Regions from separate parts of the Homo sapiens genome. Here all the other regions are linked to region 1. The links are chromatin contacts, found by Hi-C or POLR2A ChIA-PET in ENCODE. All regions are on one chromosome and are shown on one strand. Each heading gives the region's core, a stretch centred on a gene start or an enhancer-like site at or near the end of the contact. The rest is flanking DNA. Distances are from core to core; before and after follow the strand shown.

Evidence for each region. A loop is a pair of places that touch in the nucleus more often than their neighbours do. ChIA-PET counts read pairs that join two places held with the same protein, here RNA polymerase II (POLR2A). Pooled maps may share reads with other maps.
Region 2: a loop to region 1 is called in a pooled map, with 11 times the contacts of the local background. The contact joins the enhancer-like site here to the promoter of TBCE in region 1. A Hi-C loop is called at or near these places in 5 of 50 pooled maps.
Region 3: a loop to region 1 is called in a pooled map, with 4 times the contacts of the local background. The contact joins the enhancer-like site here to the promoter of TBCE in region 1. A Hi-C loop is called at or near these places in 4 of 50 pooled maps. POLR2A ChIA-PET finds 5 or more read pairs at or near these places in 2 of 52 experiments (HEK293 and activated CD4-positive, alpha-beta T cell).
Region 4: a pooled map shows a loop between it and region 1 (5-fold over the local background). The contact joins the enhancer-like site here to the promoter of TBCE in region 1. A Hi-C loop is called at or near these places in 1 of 37 single-sample maps with no recorded cell type and 6 of 50 pooled maps. POLR2A ChIA-PET finds 5 or more read pairs at or near these places in 1 of 52 experiments (activated CD4-positive, alpha-beta T cell).

Annotation. Positions count from the first base shown.
Region 1 is chr1:235,365,910-235,369,253 of GRCh38, forward strand. It overlaps TBCE (tubulin folding cofactor E), which reads left to right and starts at 1,518. Exons shown (of 17, transcript NM_003193.5): 1 at 1,518-1,595. LOC124904559 (a long non-coding RNA gene) reads right to left here and starts at 1,511. Exons shown (of 2, transcript XR_007066957.1): 1 at 1,301-1,511; 2 at 444-714. RefSeq lists enhancers at 1,225-1,938, 1,478-1,817.
Region 2 is chr1:234,399,527-234,402,870 of GRCh38, forward strand. TARBP1 (tRNA guanosine 2 -O-methyltransferase TARBP1) reads right to left here. Exons shown (of 30, transcript NM_005646.4): 25 at 1,655-1,736. Among named protein-coding and RNA genes, the nearest start is that of COA6-AS1, 28 kb to the left of the region's middle. Within about 2 kb of position 1,430, at least 5 of the 41 ENCODE cell types and tissues checked have a DNase peak (open chromatin) inside an H3K27ac peak, as active enhancers do.
Region 3 is chr1:234,598,152-234,601,495 of GRCh38, forward strand. No RefSeq gene overlaps it. Among named protein-coding and RNA genes, the nearest start is that of IRF2BP2, 10 kb to the right of the region's middle. RefSeq lists enhancers at 1,200-1,713, 1,714-2,227 and silencers at 1,771-2,300, 2,701-2,750. Within about 2 kb of position 1,665, at least 40 of the 41 ENCODE cell types and tissues checked have a DNase peak (open chromatin) inside an H3K27ac peak, as active enhancers do.
Region 4 is chr1:235,997,973-236,001,316 of GRCh38, forward strand. The region is part of intron 12 of NID1 (nidogen 1); the gene reads right to left. Among named protein-coding and RNA genes, the nearest start is that of LINC02768, 27 kb to the left of the region's middle. RefSeq lists enhancers at 1,254-2,453, 1,355-1,404, 1,445-1,514. Within about 2 kb of position 1,564, at least 13 of the 41 ENCODE cell types and tissues checked have a DNase peak (open chromatin) inside an H3K27ac peak, as active enhancers do.

The sequences.
Region 1 (3,344 bases), core at 268-2,767:
CATGGATTCCTTTGAGGCCTATTCATGGGCTTCAAAGGATTAATCAGTCCTTGAAATCATACGCAAAATTTGTGTGTAGGTAGATAGCTTTTATCAGATTTCCAATGTGGTTTTTAATCCCCTCTTCCAAAGAAAAAACAATCACTGTAATATCTAGTTTCTAGTTTCAAGGAGTGAACTATCAAAGTATAAAACAGTAGAGACATCCAGCAGGATACTGACTGTTTGTGTCCATTTAATATGACAATTAGAAGGTCACTTCTTGGAAGAGTCATTTGGCTTTGCTCCCTCAATTTCCTTTCCACTTCACCTCACTTCAGTCTGGTTTTGGAATGCTAACACTCACTCTACCCAAACTGCTCTTGTTGTGGAGTCTGTGGTATCCACCAATGGGTTCTTTCTGCCTGCTGCACAAACAAAATTAATTGACAGAAACCATGGCATTGCAGTAAAGAAAGTTTAATTGACGCGAGGCTGGCCATGCCACGTGGGAGACAGAGTTGTTACTCAAATCCATCTCACCAAAGGCTCAGAGGTTAGGGGGTTTTTCAGATAGTTTGACAGGTACGGGGCCAGGGAATGGGGAGTGCTGACTGGTTGGGTCAGAGGTGAAATCATAAGAAGTAGAAGCTGTCCTCTTGCACTGAGTTGGTTCGTGGATCCCCAGGTTGATGAGTCAGGGTGGGGCCATCCACTTGTCAGAAATGCAAAAACCTGAAAAGACATCTCAAAAGGCCAATCTTAGGTTCTACAACAGTGATGTTATCTGCAGGAATGATTGGGGAAGATGCGAATTTGTGACCTGTGGAATAATGGGTGGTAATCATTTAACTACAATTACAACTTAGAAGAATTCAGGACCCTCTCATTCTCCTAACTTGGTGGCCTTTCATTTAGTTTTAAAAGGGCAGTTTTGGGGAAGGGTTATTATCATTTAAACTATAAACTAAATTTCTCCCAAAGTTAGTTTGTCCTGTGCCCAGGAATGAGCAAAGACAGCCAGTCTGTGAGGCTAGAATCAAGATAGGAGTAAACCATGTCAGATTTCTCTTACTGTCAAAATTTTGCAAAGGCGGTTTCAACAGAAATTAACATGTCTAGGATAGTTGCTTTTTCTATTATTTTTTCTATCACTGCATTTACTTTCATTCTGCCTTATGCTTTAACTAGGTAATTTTTTTTTTTTTTTTAGTTTTGGCGGTATCAACACTATATTCTTCTCTTTGACCACCGCATGCTGCCTACGTGGTAGACTCTCAATACGCATGGAACTGAACCTCTTACAGGATTTGTAACTCACTTCTGTGGTATCTAGTAAACTGGAACACGCGCTTTCCCTGGGCTGCTCTGTCATCCCAGGTTTCAGCACTCGGAAATCGCTTGGGCCCCCGCCCAGAGGCGGGGCTTGGGTGGGCTGACCACTCCTCTGGCCTCCAATACTGTCGCTGACATTCTCGTCTATGCTCCAGCAGCCGTACCTCACTCCGGTGGAGGCGGGACTTCCTACAGCACTTCCGGCCAGAGCCTCAAGCTTCGCTGCTGGGCAGTTGGCTGGAGGGGCTGCTGCTGGGAACACCTGGAGTCTCCGCGGGCAGGTGAGCTTCAGAGGTTCGGGGAGCTTTCGGAACGAGCATTCCTGGCCGGTGCGTCACCCTGCAGTGCTCTTGGCCTTTTCTTCCTTTCCTGGAATCTTCCCAGATTGCCAGAGCCGGGCGTTGCCTGCTCCGTGCGCTGGGAGGCGGTCCAGCCGGCTGGGTTGGGGCCACCCTGCGCCTCCTGGAAGGCCTTATTTAGGAGTAGCCGCACGTGATCTCTAGCATTTTAAGCTTCTCTCAGAGAATTGGCATGTCACTTTGGAAGAGGTGAAAATGGTACAGGCGACCAACGACTTTTACAAGGTGTCACCTTAGAGGAACAGCCTCGTCCTTCCGAATCAGTTAACATTGGTGATGACAGAGAAATAACGTTAAATAGGTGGAGAGCACTTAAAGTAACTGTTTGTTCTTTTGAGACAGTCTTGCTCTGTCGCCCAGGCTGGACTGCAGTGGCGCGGATCTCTGATCTCGGCTTACTGCAACCTCCGCCTCCTGGGTTCAAGCGATTCTGCTGCCTCAGCCTCCCGAGTAGCTGGGATTACAGGCGCGTGCCACCACGCTCGGCTAATTTTTGTATTTTTAGTAGAGACAGGGTTTCTCCATGTTGGCCAGGCTGCTCTCGAACTCCTGATCTCAGATGATCCACCCGCCTCGGCCTCCCAAACTGCTGGGATTACAGGCGTGAGCCACCGCGCCCGGCCTAAAGTAACTATTTTTACTTGGTGTTTACTACCAAATGGGGACTGTTCTAAGTTGTGGGTGGATCCAAATGATGGTGTGACAGCCTTATCCTCAGAGAAGCAGTCCTGGCAGGAAGACGGGGTTAACAAATTGCCAAACTGTTAGAGAAAGTTAGTGGAGGTAGAGATGAAGAGAGAAGACTTTTCTTTTCTCTGGCATTAATTTAGCCACGGCCGCTGTGTTTTGATACTTGCTTCAAACGTTTTTCATATTCTTAAGTTTTAACTTTTCTGTATGCTCATATTTTATATACTGTTGTAAACAGCATATCTCTGGGTTTTTTTTTTAATCTAAGTGGACAGCCTGCTTTTTTTTTTTTTTTTTTTTTTTGATATGGAGTCTTGCTCTGTCGCCCAAGGCTGGTGTGCAGTGGCCCAATCTCAGCTCACTGCAACCACGCCTCCCAGGTTCAAGCATATCTCCCACCTCAGCCTCCCGAGTAGTTGGGATGACAGGTGTGTGCCACCATGCCCAGCTAATTTTTTTTTTTTTGTATTTGTAGTAGAGATGGGGTTTCGCCATGTTGGCCAGACTGGTTTTGAAGGCCTGACTTCAGGTGATCCACCTGCTTCAGCCTCCCAAAGTGCTGGGGCTACAGGTGTGAGCCACCGTGCCCAGCCCAGTCTGCCTTTTGACTAGCAGGTTTATTGGATTTACATTCATTGTCACTACTGAAATATTTGTCTAGATGAAAATCTTTGGTATCATCCCTGATTAATCTCTTCCATATATATCAGCAAATCCTATGGACTCTCCACCTTTAAAATCTGTCCACACTCCCAGGCTCTTGTTATCACCTTCACTTGTTCAAGTTACGTTGTCTCGTACTTGAATTACTGCAGTAGTTTCTGCTCTTTCCTCTTTTAGTCTGTTTGCATCACAGTATCTCGGTTGATCCTTTAAAAAAAAATCAGATTTATGTCTTTCCTCTCAAAAATCCTCCAAGGACTACACATTTCACCTGGAGTGAAAGCCAAAGTCGGCCGGGCGTGGTGGCTCATGCCTGTA
Region 2 (3,344 bases), core at 180-2,679, 970 kb before region 1:
CATTACTGGGTATATACACAAGGACTATAAATCATGCTGCTATAAAGACACATGCACACGTATGTTTATTGCGGCACTATTCACAATAGCAAAGACTTGGAACCAACCCAAATGTCCAACAATGATAGACTGGATTAAGAAAATGTGGCACATATACACCATGGAATACTATGAGGCCATAAAAAATGATGAGTTCATGTCCTTTGTAGGGACATGGATGAAATTGGAAATCATCATTCTCAGTAAACTATCGCAAGAACGAAAAACCAAACACCGCATATTCTCACTCATAGGTGGAAACTGAACAATGAGAACACACGGACACAGGAAGGGGAACATTACACTCTGGGGACTGTTGTGGGGTGGGGGGAGGGGGGGAGGGATAGCTTTAGGAGATATACCTAATGCTAGATGACGAGTTGGTGGGTGCAGCACACGACCATGGCACATTTATACATATGTAACTAACCTGCACATTGTGCACATGTAACCTAAAACTTAAAGTATAATAATAATAAAATAAAAACAAAAAAAAAACAAATACATGAAGAGATACAGTTCCTATGAACAATTAAGCCCCATTATTTTATTTACACATACACCTTTAATTCATTTCATGACTGGAGAATAAATCATAAAACATATGAGAGTGAGGTGGTCAAAGGTAAGGATGAGGGAGGGCAGGAGGGAGGCAAAGGACTTACTCCTGTTGGAAGACTGAATAGAAAAAGGTTGACTTAACACTAGAGTGACTAGAGGAGTCCTGCAGAAAGATGCCGGACAAAGCATTCTGGGCGCTAAAGAACACAGAGCAGAGCATATTAAAATCTTTGAAAAATCCTAAATGATATTTGCAGTGAAGCAGCAGAAAATACACATTAGTGTTCTAGGATGCATATCTTGCAATATATAGATCTATACTTTTTTACAGATCAGTTTATCAATAATCTTAGTAATCCACCAAAAAAATTGCTTATGCACAGCAGCTTAAGTTACCAATAACTTATAAGTTCTTCAGAGGAAAAGCCCTAGGTCAGTGATTTAAATTCAAGGGCAGCACATTATAATTACAGTTGAAAAAGGGAGAAGGTATCATAATTTATGCAATGTCTAATGATTTACATATTGAATTAATTTACATGTTAATCATAATAAGCATGTTTATGGTTCTTAAAATTATATAAGCACATTTTGTTACAGTCAGTGAGGTGATGTATCATCTCCTATACAATTCTCATTACCCAGAACCTAAAAATTGCCATTAACAAAAAAGTATATCTTTTTGTTCTTTCATTAACAATGGGCTTCAGTACAATGAAATCTCACCTGCACAAATGTTCTCACTCATTTCCTTTTAATGTCAGAACAGATTTCTGTTTAGAGTTAAATATTCCCTTCCATTGTTTACAAGCCAGACACTGCCTGAGAAATAGAAAGTGAAAATGACTAGCCAATTTTCACTGCTTAAGAGTGAAATGAAAGCAAGTCATCTGCATAAAGTGACAAAGTTAAACTTAGAACTTTAAAATGTTAAGGTGATGTTTGTAAGCAAGAAAAAAACTTTACCCTAATCACAACCCTTCAACAAAAGCAGAAAGGAAGCATCAGGATTAAAGATACAATAGAGAATTTACAAATGATATTCTCTACTCACCTCTAGACAATAATCCTTGAGTGGGTGAAATGTTGCAAAAAAGAAATGCTCCTGAATGCGTTGCCAATTCTTCTTGGCATTCCTAAGGATTAAAAATATGGTATGAGCCACAGACAAATGAAACAACTCTGGTGAGGGGAGAATCAATTCAGTATCTTAAAGGGTGGCTGCAGAGTTGAGAAGGAACAGAAAATTTTATGAACTTTATCCTAAGATTTATACACACCTCTCCAAGATCAATACATACTTTAAAAACTGACACTTAATAAATTTCACATTTTGAAATGGAACCTTAAACCTATGTCTGGCAGAAAACTCTTTTTTCCAGGAGAGAAAACCATTACATAAAAGTCACCTTTTCTACTCCAAAGACTCATACCATGCAGCCAAGTTGTACCTACTTTCACAAACCAAACAAATTTACTATGAGCAGCGTTTAAATTTTTAAAACATCTGTTGTCAAGTTTATGTTTTAAAAGGCAAAAAAGGTAGGGATAAAAGTTATACAATATGGCAGGCAGGTTTCAGATAAAATTCATGATCATCAACCCATAAACTAAGCAGCAATTTCAAGACATTTTTCTGGCAAGATCACGCTCCTGCCCTGACCAGTGTGTCTTCTTCACTCCCTGGAGTTCCTATGCCCTCCCCAACCCTCTCACTATCAGCAGACAGCCATGCCTCACACATCACAGGAGACAGGAGTGAGAGATCTTTCTTCTTCCTGCCACCTCCTTACCCACCTGTCCTCTTTTCTCCTTCACTGTCAAGAGTCTCTCTTCAAAGGGCAATACCCTGCCCCGCAACAGATCCCATTCCCCTGGGTTTTGCCCTATCTCCCCCAACTTCCGCATCTCCCCTCTTCTCTATTCTAGCCTTTCCTTCAGCCTTTTCAAAAGGGCTTTTGTATCTAGTCTTAAAAAACAAAACAAAACCTTATTAAAGTGTCCATCAGTAATGGACTCAAGCGATATCCTAAGGCAAATGGAATATTAGGTAGCTGTTAAAAGAAAAGCAAGTTTACTGGAGTTTCACCTTTGGTGGGAGAAGGAAGGAGACTGTCTCGTTTTCATTCGATGCCTTTCTGCACTGTTCAACTTCCTGACTATGAGTATCACTTAAAAACAACTAATGTTACCAAAAATGAAACAGAAGCCCTCTTTTGACAGCACCCCCACCACTAGCTGTTGAACTTTCTAATATACTATTTTTTGAGAGAATTTTCTAAATAAGTTGACTCTGTCTCACCTTCATCACCCATTTTTTGAAAAGTTAAAGACATGAAATATTTTAAATATTCCGAATATTCAGGTAAAGAAAATTATAGACACCAGTAAACCTACCACTCTGATGTAATATATGTTAATGTATCATCCTATCCACATTTGGACTTTGTTTGTTTGTTTTTTTTTTGAGACAGGGTCTCACTCGGTTGCCAGGCTGGAGTGCAGTGGTGCAATCTCCGCTCACTGCAGCCTCAACTTCTTGGGCTCAGGTGATTCTCTCACCTCAGCCTCCCGAGGTGCTGGGACTACAGGTGCATGCCACCATACCCCGCTAACTTTTTTTTATTATTATTATTTTTATAGAGAACGGGGTTTTGCCATGTTGCCCAGGCTGATCTTGAACTCCTGGGCTCAAGCAATCCACTCACCTCGGCCTCGCAAAGTGCTGGGATTACAGGCGAGAG
Region 3 (3,344 bases), core at 415-2,914, 770 kb before region 1:
TTATTCTGTTTAATATAATAACTGAAAGTCTCTATTTTGGGTGGTAGGCACTCACTGTGCCCAATCACCTAATGATGCCCTGTATGACAGCACCTTCTCATGTCTGGTTGATAAATGAAAAACCAGAAATCTGTCATAGAAATTACCTAATTTGATATTTTAGCCCCCTCTGAGGCAAGTACATCATATATATATATATATATATATATTTTTTTTTTTTTTTTTTTTTTTTAAGACAGAGTCTCACTTTGTCGCCCAGGATGGAGTGCAGTGTGGCGATCTCGGCTCATTGCAACCTTCGCTTCCCAGGTTCAAGTGATTCTCCTGCCTCAGCCTCCCAAGTAGCTGGGATTACAGGCATGCACCACGGCGCCCAGCTAATTTTTGTATATATAGTAGAGACAGGGTTTCACCATGTTGGCCAGGCTGATCTCAAACTCCTGACCTCAGGTGATCCACCCGCCTCGGCCTCCCAAAGTCCTGGGATTACAGGCGTGAGCCACTGTGCCTGGCCTATATTTTTTTTTAATAATTGCAAAACAGACACAAAAGCTAATTGAATTACCTGAGATGACTGCGCAAGTCCCAAGAACATCTGGAGATTTCCTGACCTTTATTCTAGTGGTTTTATCTGGGGGCAGAACTGGACAATTCTGAGGTGTTTTCAGAAAACCTTGAATTTGCATCTCTCAGCATAGTTCCCTCTCAAAGGTCTTTGTGAAGGAGCAGAGCCACTGAAATTGCATTGCTGCTGTGTTAAAAACAGCCACAGGAAAAGAGCAAGAATAATTTCCTAGGAATTGCATTTCAACCCGGAAAAGCTTCCAGATTCCTCAGTAACATATATAAAGAGCAGAGTGCATTGCATGATTTCCATCTCAAACTTCTAAATGGTTTTTGTGCCTATTATCTAGAAAGAAAAATATGTTGGTGAAGGAAGTCTTTGGGTAGGGTTGTGTCTAGGAATTCACAAGCCTGAAGCAAGGCTTTTTTTTTTTTTTCTAGCCTCCTATCCATTCACCGGTTCATTCACTTTTAAACAATCACTAAAACTATTACACAATACTTATTCCACAATCTAGTTGCTACTTCTGGTAGCCAGCACCCTGCCCCCCCAACTCCAAGGCTGGTGATGGAGAAATAGTTTAATGTCAGTTTTTTAAAGTGACAGGGGTCATGCTGTTCATTTTTTGAGAAAATACTGCAGAGTATTAAAGGGAATAATTAATAAAAATTAGCAGTTAACTAATTGGGTAGAACCTCAGGTGCACAACAATGCTATGATCAAAGAAAAACTTTTTTCTTCAAATTTAAATAAAAGTTTCTTGATAGAAAGTAAACTCATTTTCAGGCAGTCAGTTGTTAACAGTACTCTGGGCAGTTCCCATAGGGGCATGTCCTGAGGTTTGCTTAATAAATACATTTTTATTAGCATGCACCATCCATTAGTGCTAACACAGATGCTTCTTAAACACGCGTGTTTACTTCACCAGCACGGAACATTTGGCTTATTATAGCTGCAGCCAAAAAAAAAAAAAAAAAGCAGCATCATGATTTCCAAAAAGGGAGTGACATTTGATTTGGGGCAGCTCTTGTCATGCGCCATCTCCAACTTAGAAAATCCACCCTGTACAGCCCGGCCCGCGTCAGGGACCCTTGCAGGCGGCAGCCACGGCTGCTGCTGACGCGCGTTTGATCTTTTCTGGGCCACCGAGGGCTCGCCACACCCCTGCTCTGGCGCGCACGTTCCTCGCTCGGCCTCGCCCAGCAGGAGCCAGACCTTTTACTTTATTTGGTTCACCACGCGGTCTCTGCTCCAGAGAGCGCGCCGGCGGCGGCGCACTCGGGCCCTCGCGCGCACTCGCACATTCTTCCCCGGGAACGCGGGCGGGGGGCGCGAGGAGGTGGCCGGGCCCGGGCTGCGGTCCCTCTAATTATAGCCCGGCAGCTGGCGCGCTGGCTTGGCCTGGCGCTCGGGGCCAGGACTGGGCGGCGGAGCGGAGGGGCGGGGCGCACCGGGCCGTTTCCCGTTTCCGGGCCCGCGCCCCGCCCCGTCCCGTCCCGTCCCGTTCCGTTCCGTTCCGCCCCGCCCCGCCCCGCCCCGCCCGGGGTCGCGCGGCTCCACGTGCGCAGAGCCGGGCGCGCGGAGACTGCGCTGCTCCAGCCCGGGAAAAGTTCTAGAATAGAGGCGCGGCGCAAGTCAGGGGGCCGCCTTGGAAACCGCAGCAAGGGCTCCTTGTGGGCTCCAGGCTGTTGGAGAGTGAGGGAGCCTCCTCCCCTTTCCTTCCCGTGGAGTAAACAGAGCTTGGCAGGGCTGGAGGCTTTCTTCCTTTTAAAAAGTGCCATTCTGAACAACGATACAAAGTGAAAAAATAAATTTTTTAAAAAAGAAAGGGAAAAACTACAATTTGACCATTCTGACCAGCCTCCTTGTTCCAACTGGCCTCTTGATTTGTATAAAGATAATGGGGTCCGGCGGCCCCCTTGATGCATGAATTGCACGCTGGGCATAATGAACTTATTGTGCGAAAGCACTTTGGACTTCGGACTGTGTTCCTATGTCAGAATTTTACTGTGGTTTGTAAGATAAACTGGAAGGAAACAAACTCGTGGTTAACTCTTGTCAATACGTGTCTTGAACCAAGCAAAGTGACATTTCCTACCTGTGGCTTTGACTTTAAGCTGCACAAAAGGTAGGAGCTAGCCTCTCAGCTGTTCAAAGCCTAGAATGAGATGCCTGCTTAGTAGGTGTTAAATTATAACAGCAACAACCCATATGGTGCTTATTAGGAGAATAGTATTCCAAAACTTCTCTAATGACTGTGACCCTCCTGTGAAATTCTGATTTCAATTGTATATGGGGTACAATAAATCTTTATCTTTTATCACCAGAAAAGCTAATTGAACTGCTGTTTGCAGGCAGAAATAACAAAATGGGGGTAATGGGCTCTTAGCCTGGGCTAAGACTCTCAACAGCTTTTTTCTGTTTTGCAGCTCACACATACAGTCGGCTCAGGCAGACGGCCCAAGACAAGCCTGTGCCAAAGAAATGCTGATTTAGTCTGACCCAGACAATCTCTACTCCCACATGTCACTTCTCTGCAGAACTCTTACTAGTATGGCAAATACTTTAAAAATCATACAATAAAAGAAGGCAAAACCTCAGTAATTTGAGGTTCACTTTTAATAAACTCTTTCCATGCATTAAAATAAATTGAGGCCCTGAGCTCTGGCGAAATGTTTCCGGGTTTTTAATTCCCACCGCCCCCCCACCCCGGAGGCATAAATAGCCACATACGCAATTCAAAGTACTCTATTTGAACTAGTATAGGAAAGATGTTTTC
Region 4 (3,344 bases), core at 314-2,813, 630 kb after region 1:
CAGCAGTGGAACAGGGATGGCAGTAATAACAGATCTCACAGGACTGTTTGAGGAGTCAGTGGGAGGTGACGAGACAAGGCACACAGAGACATTTCGAGCTCTGCACCCAGATGTTCATTTGCGACTGGATCCTCGCAAAGCAGACACAGTGACATTCCATAAGTGTGTTGCCAGTGAATATTTGAAGTACCTTTGTCTGTGTTGCCAGTTCTCATGTTGGTTTGCTTAACGTGGTTGCTCCCTTGGTGAGAAGCAGTTAGCATGCCAGAAAAGTATTTGTTGAACCCAGCAAGACAAAACCATGCATGCTTTTCTTTTGTCCCAGAGGCTAATTAATATAAAAAACAAAACAAAACATTTGAAGTAGGAAGCACCAAACAAAGATACAAGCAAGCCATCTGGTTAGAATAAAAAATGTCTGGCTGGGCACGTTGGTTCACGCCTGTAATCCCAGCACTTTGGGAGGCCGAGGTGGGTGGATCACCTGAGGTCAGGAGTTTGAGACCAGCCTGGCCAACATGGAGAAACCCCGTCTGTACTAAAAGTACAAAAACTAGCTGGGTGTGGTGGCGGGTGCCTGTAATCCCAGCTACTCGGGAGGCTGAGGCTGGAGAATCATTTGAACCCAGGAGGCAGAGGTTGCAGTGAGCCAAGATTGTGACATTGCACTCCAGCCTGGACGACAAGAGCAAAACTCTGTCTCAAAAAAAAAAAATCTGGTTTTGTTCACTCTTGAATGTAAAACGTGTTTACTTCCACAAAATTTTACGTTGGCATAGGGTTTTAGAGTTTTCATATAAGCTGTTTCCATTCACAGATATGTTTCATTTGATTCTCATTGCAATCCTATGTGATAAGCAACTGCAGTTTTTACACCAAATGAGAAAACTGAAACTCAGAGAAGTTGAGACTCCTTCAGGCCACAGCACTGGTTGGTGGCTCAGAGACTCCTTCAGGCCACAGCACTGGTTGGTGGCTCAGTTCTAACGAGAACCTAGGTCTCTGGGTTTGTGGTCTAGCCCCGCCCTTCTGGTCTGGCATCTGGCGTCCACATTGCCAGTGCTTAGACGGCTCCCTCACATTGAACCTGTTACGACAACAGCGATGTACACACAGTACCTTAGCTCATTCACCAAAATTACCTGTGCATCCAGAGCCCCATTTTCCTACCAATCACATCTGCATGTGGTGGTGCTTTTCCAGTTAGAAAACAAAACTGGTGTCCTGTGTGCTGTCAACCAAACAAAACTTTTCATGCAGTAAGCGTTGTTCCATTTTATGTGGCCGACAGAGTTGTGTTAACAAAGTATTTGGTCAGCATAGAAAATCTCAAGGGCTCTAGAATTTACAGTGGAACTTTGAAGTACTGTATCTTGAACTTGTAAAAAGGAGGGGGAACCTCAACTGTACTCAGGAAATAGAATCTCAAGTGAGTTTATAAAAAGCTGTGATCTCGGTGGACTTTCTGGGCCAGCAGACAGTGGGAGCAGCCCAGGGGCTCTAGGGAGAGTCCCCTGCTGAGTGTCCCTGGCCCCCATGGGAAACTTTCCATTAAAGGCCTGGTGGATGGGGTGGGGGTAGTGGGGATGCTAAAGACGCATTTCCTGAGCTTGTTTCTGGTTGATACATTGATGACTCAGACAAGCGTCTTCTTACTCATCTAGTTCGAGCTGCTAGGGAAGAAAGCATTCAAGACCTGATACTTATCTGAGGAGTGGCAGGAAGTCTGGGGTGACTTTTCTCAAGGTGGGGGGACAAAGAGAATGAGAGGAAAATGAAACAGAGTGTAAACCAAAAATAAAATTCCAAGTCCGCCTACCATCGGAATGGACCCCTCCTCTCAGCCGAGGGCATTCCAAAGTCAACCTATGAAACTACTTCAGGCCATGAGAGGAAGGGGAGGGTTGGCCACGTCTCATTACCATTAACATCAACATGGACCTTAAGACTGAAAGAACAGGCCGGGCCCTGTGGCTCTCGCCTGTAATCCCAGCGCTTTGGGAGGCTGAGGCGGGTGGATCACTTGAGGTCAGGAGTTTGAGACCAGCCTGGCCAATGTGGTGAGACCCCATCTCTACTAAAAATACAAAAATTAGCTGGGCGTGGTGATGGGCGCCTGTAATCCTAGCTATTTGGGAGGCTGAGGCACGAGAATCTCTTGAACCCAGGGAGTGGAGGTTGCAGTGAGCTGAGATTGCGCCACTGCACTCCAGCCTGGGTGACAGAGCGAGACTCTATCTCAATTAAAACAACAACAACAACAACAGCAACAACAAAACCTGGCAGAACAGACTCTTTAAGTCTGATAAGAAACATCTACAATCTGTTCTCTCTGAAGCCGCCTACCTGGAGGCTTCATCTGCATGACTAAACCTTGGTCTCCACAAGCCCTTATCATAACCCAGACATTCCTTTCTATTGGTTCCAGGTTTTTAGATAATAACTCAACCAATTGACAATCAGAAAATCTTTGAATCTGCCTATGACCTGGAAGCTCTCCCTCCTACACTTGGCTCCCAGTTGTCCCACCTTTCTGGACCAAACCAACATACATCTTACCTGTATTGATTGATGTCTTATGTCTCCCTAAGATCTATAAAACCAAGCTGTAGCCTGACCACCTTGGGCATACGACATCAGGACCTCCTGAGGCTGTGTCACAGGCATCTCCTTAACTTGGGCAAAATAAATTGTTAAATTGATTGAGACCTGTCTCAGATACTTTTTGGTTTACAAGAAGGAGAACTAAGAAGAAAGTACATTCTTGACCTTGGATTTGCATTCCATTCCCTTGCTTGATTAAATTGGTTTCTCTGTGTTCATTCAAATAAATGACAATTGTAGCCTCTCATATACTCAATAGAGTGGAGAGAGGGGAGGTGCTCACAGATGTCAAGACTCTCTGGAAAGAGACGACATGCAACCGTGGGAGAACCCATGGGCTACTCAGAATGGAACTTGTTTGGGAAGGTGCTATTTATTCAGCATCTTCCTGCACAGAGTCCACGCCCCACTACAGAGGCAGCTACTCCCAGGGCCTACACGGGTTCTGAGCATGCACCTCTGGGACACACATCTCTGGACAAGGTCACTCAGGTGCAGTGAACAGTCCCTGGTCTCTGCTGGCTTTGAGATTTTTTTTTTTTTTTTTTGGAGACAGAATATCACTGTCGCCCGGCCTGGAGTGAAGTGGTGCAATCTCAGCTTACCGCAACCTCTGCCTCCCGGGTTCAAGCGATTCTCCTGCCTCAGTCTCCCAAGTAGCTGGGATTACAGGCGCCTGCCACTGCGCCCAGCTAATTTTCTGTATTTTTAGTAGAGACGGGGTTTCATGATGTTGGCCA